2 separate regions of the Mus musculus genome follow, and region 2 is linked to region 1. The links are chromatin loops, found by intact Hi-C in ENCODE. Cell type or tissue: gastrocnemius. All regions are shown on one strand.

Region 1 (2,500 bases):
GTCAGCAAGTTCTGCTACTATCAGATTCTATCTGCTAATGGATGATATATTCTAACCGAGTATCCTGTACTGCACGGAGATGCAACCGGTAATAGCGGGAGTGAGCACAAGCTTTGTAGTCGCTTGACCTTGGATTCAAACCTGATGCAGATCTCAACATATTTGATGTTAAAAGTTACATCCGTTTTTAAAGTTTGAGACTTCATCTAAAAAGGGTGCTATTCATGTCTTCATTGAATTCTCATTGTTTGGAGCACTGTAAGTTCTCCAGAGGAGGAGGAGGAGGGGGAGGAGGGGGATTGGAGGAGGGGGGAGGGGAAGGAGGGGGAGGAGGGGGAGGAGGGGGGAGGGGAGGATGATGATGATTTCTTTTAAGGTTTTCATCTCCGGTGGCATAAGCCCTCAGCAATGAAATCTCAAAGACTATCAGGTCTCGGGTACAATGAATCAGGGCAAAACATAGGAAAATAGGTCAGCAAAATGCCAATGGCAGCCGCTTGCTTGCATCTTGGATGTACCAGCTGCAGGTTTGCACCATCAGGAAGAACATCCTAACAGAAGCCACCTGGTCATGTAGAGACACCAGACTGATCTTGGAAATGTTCCATCTGCTACATTTAAGTAAGAACTATCAGCCTATGTGTATGTCGTGGGATTTAACAAGTCCTATGCGTCTGCAGTGCGTTGTGAGACAGCCCCCATAAGGACATGTCCATGTCCTGGCCTCTAGAACCAGCAAATGTGGTTCTAACATCAATACTTTTTTTTAATGTAGCTAAGTCAAAGGTTTTGAAATATCACCTTGTGCTATCCAGATGAGCTATAAACCCCATGACAAATGTCTTCAAAAGAGGCAGGCAGTGGACAGGCAGAAAGGGTGAGAGAAGTGTATGAAGACAGAATCAGATGCTCGCTTTATATCTCCATAAGCAAAGAACACCTTCCGGCAAGGGAGGATTCTCCTGAGGAGCCCTTCCGGGAACCGTAGCCCTGCTGACACTATGAGTTCAGATTATGTTCTTTAAGCCACCAGGTGTGAGAAAATCTGTTCAAACGGACTTAGGAAAGAAATCGGTGTGCAAATGAAGTGATATTCAGTAGCAAGGCAGCGGATGACCTCATCCAGACCTGCGCAATAGATTGCAGAGGATGGAGAATCAAGCGGGGGGGGGGGGGGGGGGACGGACACGGGACGAGACAAGTGGGTGTGTAACTTGGATGAAGCTCCAGCAGGGGGTGCCAGCCGTTCTTGTTCAGTGTGGTGTCACCCTCATACAGTCTCGTGTCTGGCACATTGTAGATGCCAAGGCAGGGTCTCTAAAACAAACGAATGCATAAAAAATAGGCAGCAGGATAAACGAGCCGATGGAGGAATCTGTAATTTACGTGATGCCATTACAGCAAATGTAGCTATCGGTGATTATTTTTACCCGTAAGCATAGGTCAGTTCTGCACATTTGCCTTCTCAAGTCTTATGACTCTAACTATATCATAATAGTCAAACACCAGGGGGAAATGCTTCAAACCAGCACCAAGCTTTCCAGCATTTTTTGTGGATTTTATCACAGTGATGTGGTAATTATCAAATGTAACTGCAGGAAAGCATGCAAGAATTTGTGCAAATTACAAAGTTCTCAAGTATACTAGTCACTAGTTGTGCATTTTCTAGATAAGAGACAGAAAGGTTGCTTTGTCAACTGTCACAAGCAAACCAGTGGAAGAATGAAGAGGACAGTTTTGAGCTGCTCAATGCCGCTCCTGAATCGATTAAGAAAACATCTCCCAGATGTGCCTCCAGGCCTGTCTGATAACAGGGATTCCTCAGTCAAGACTTCCTCTTCCCAGGTGTGTCAAGCTGACTACCAAGCTTTACCACAGGATAAATCCATGGTAATTCCTATAAAGGTACCTACTGCTCCCATGAGCCAGCCCGAAATCTGTCTTTACTCGGTCATCTGATTTTCACTTCAGACTCCACTGACCATAGCCACATCTTTTGCCTGTCATGAGCTTCCCTCTCACTCCCCTTGCCTCTTCGGCTGGAATTGTACTTTTCAAATGTTTTGGTCCTAGGAATCCTTTCAGTTTTAAAGAGCATTAGGTTGTACTTTTATATATCTTGTTTCCTTCTAATAAACTTAAATGTATACTTTTTAAAAGCATTACATCTGATGTTTTACTTTCCAAGGACCATGAGTGTGTGTGTGTGTGTGTGTGTGTGTGTGTGTGTGTGTCTGTGTCTGTGTCTGTGTATAGGTCTGTGTATCTGTGTATGTCTGTGTGTCTGTGTGTGTGTCATCTATGTGTGTCTTTGTGTGTCTATGTCTGTGTGTGTCATCTATGTGTGTGTCTGTGTGAGCCTTACGTAAGCTCATTATTGTGCAGTGTTGGCTATCAGAAGGGCAAGATGAGCCAGCACGTGCTTCTCTCTGGGAGGCTCCTAACTAGCAGAGCCCCAGCTAAGCTATGAAAAAAAGAATCAGTTCATTAATTTTGTGCC
Region 2 (2,500 bases), 49 kb after region 1:
CACTCTGAAAATCCCAACTAGGATAAAAGAAAAAAACATAGCCAGGATTTAAGCTAGGTTCTCTGGGAGTTTCCTCTACCTCATGGAGAGACAGACAGACAGACAGACAGACAGACAGACAGACAGACCGACAGACAGACAGAAGGGCTGTCTGAGACTGTTACCCTTCCAGGATCTTTAGGAGAACCCCTATCAGATGATGACAGACCCTCATTTTCTGCCCACAGTGTGCAGTTGTGTCCATGGTGTGTGCAACAGCGGGATCAGTGGTGACGGAACTTGTGAGTGCTTGTCTGCGTACAGGGGGCCCAGGTGTGACAAGCGTAAGTGTTTCTTCACCCACTACACCAGACCAAAGAGATGCTGGGATGTGTTTTTTCTTTTCTGTTTGTTACTGGGGCTCCACTGGAGCTGATGGACTGTCAAATGTTTCGTAAGAGGGAGCCGAAAACTAGGCAAACATTGTAAGAAGAGGTAAAGAGAAGAGCAAGGGGGAGGGGGGAGGCAGTGGGTGGATGATTGGCAAGAGCCGTGCTGTAGGGAAGGCTGAGCCGAAGGCAGCATGAAGGGCGGGGTACTGAACGAAGTATTCAGGCTGGGAGGACAACAGGGGCCATGGCAGTAGACAGTCCATAAAGAAGACAAAGTATCGCCTCAGTTATAAAAACTCATTAACAAACGCAGACGACGGCAGAAACAGAGTTTCCAAAGCCAGGTGACTTACTTACCCAAGGGCACAGAAATGACAAATAGAAATGGGGGCCAAAGCATTGGGATCCATGGGAAGTTATTTACAGTCTATGACACTAGGTCTGGTTAGAAGATGAAGAGCAGGGGTGAGTGAAATCAGGGGGGCTGACCTTAAAGATGAGACCGGTGCACTCCGGGTGCACAGCCCGGCAGAAATCCCACTGAGCCCTGTGGACAGCTGCAACAGCAAAAACAAAACAAAACAAAAGAGGCACCCCACTGAGCGCTCTACCCTGCAGCCCAGTCGCTCCTGCCTGCTACGCTGTACTGCCAGCGCCCTCTACTGGCAAACCTTAATTCTGTCTAGAAAAGAGAAATTCCCTTTTGACCTCCCTGTTAAAGGCCTCTCCCAGTCCTAGCTCAGCCAATGGCAAAGCAGTTTCCACAGAGTGAATTAGAAGCTGAGATGATTTTTAAAATAATCAAAATGGTCACTCAACAGACCCTCTGGATTATAGTCTCCGATGGAATAAAAAAATATAGAACAGTTTGGATTCCACGCAGGACAGACTCGTTGTATTGGAAGCCCAAGGTGTGTATGTACTGTGGATATGGCCAGTACATATACCAGTCAGCCTCTGTCTTTTCAACACAGCCCTGCAAACCTGTGAAAAAAGTTCACACTAACCCCAGGTGGGGTGCTGTCCTCTCTGTGACCTCAGCTAGTCTCTGTCCACCTGACACCACCCATTACCACCCAGGAGACCTGTGAGCAAACCTTCTCAGTAAGACAGGGATCCAGTCCAGAGAGCTTCCCATGGAAGGAATGTCAAATTTGCTTCCAAGTGAAGCATAATTTTTGTCAAGCCATAAGATAAAGACTGGGACAAAAAAAATGCAATTCTCATGGCAGGTATACTTTTTTAATGTCAGGAGTATTTTTTAAAAATAGACCTAAGAGCAAATAATCAGAATCAGACGTGAAAAGCAGCAATAAGCACAGGGCAAGAACCCACAAGTAACTGCGATAACACACACACAGCCAGGCGGAAATCAGATGGAGGGTGCTTTTGTTTGGTATGATTTTTTGCCCATTCTATTCCTCCATTTGCAAATGGATTATGACAGTAAAGGTGTGGGTTCCTACCAGCTAAGGCGGAGGAACCTACCAACTGTAACACAGACTTACAGGGTGATGCTGTAATTTACCCTGAAAAGGGGGAGGGCTGAGAAGGGTTAGATAAGAATTTATAGACCAATAAATCCATGGCATAGCATTTGTAAGAGAAAACAAGGTGGAAATAACCTGAATGTTGAGATTGGATAAATTTTGGTAGATCCTAAACTAGTTAATGCCAACTTCTATATGAAATAAACATAAACCCCAATGGTTTGACATTATGGTTCTCTAGCCATAAAGCAGGATACTACATCAAAGCCATGAGCTATGTTTGGATTATTTAAGTTGCTGGGAGAAACATGGAGACTGGAAAGATACACCTGTCCAATGCCATAAGACCTACTAGCCTGGGTCAGTTCATAATTTCGTATGAGATCATGCTACATTTTTTTTCCGTGACACTATCTTTGCTTAGCTGCCCTTTAGTGGCTGTTGTGGTTAAAAGTAAGTTCCAGGACTGGGGAGAGGACTCAGCATCTCAGAGTACTTGCTGTGTCAGCACGGGGACCTGAGTTTGAATACCCAGAACCCAGTGTGGCTTGTGCACGTAGAAGCACTAGCCGGACGTGGTGGTGTACGCCTTTAATACCAGTACTCGGGAGGCAGAGGCAGACGGATTTCTGAGTTCGA

What was found. Peaks named below come from ENCODE experiments on the same cell type or tissue, not always from the same donor. Only the 100,000 strongest peaks of a DNase experiment are listed, where the experiment ranks them.
Region 2: it touches region 1 in a loop (11-fold over the local background); 10 of 42 quality-filtered maps call a loop at or near these places.

The regions. Positions count from the first base shown.
Region 1 is chr10:87,019,646-87,022,145 of GRCm38, reverse strand. The region is part of intron 3 of Gm16271 (predicted gene 16271); the gene reads right to left. Among named protein-coding and RNA genes, the nearest start is that of Stab2, 13 kb to the right of the region's middle. In gastrocnemius, a CTCF peak has its summit at 1,270 (motif pointing right); a DNase peak (open chromatin) is centred at 1,238.
Region 2 is chr10:86,970,660-86,973,159 of GRCm38, reverse strand. It overlaps Stab2 (stabilin 2), which reads left to right. Exons shown (of 69, transcript NM_138673.3): 6 at 228-323. It overlaps Gm16271 (predicted gene 16271), which reads right to left and starts at 1,019. Exons shown (of 5, transcript NR_165263.1): 1 at 861-1,019. In gastrocnemius, a CTCF peak has its summit at 1,041 (motif pointing left); DNase peaks (open chromatin) are centred at 561 and 995; H3K4me3 peaks cover 1,171 bases; H3K27ac peaks cover 1,512 bases.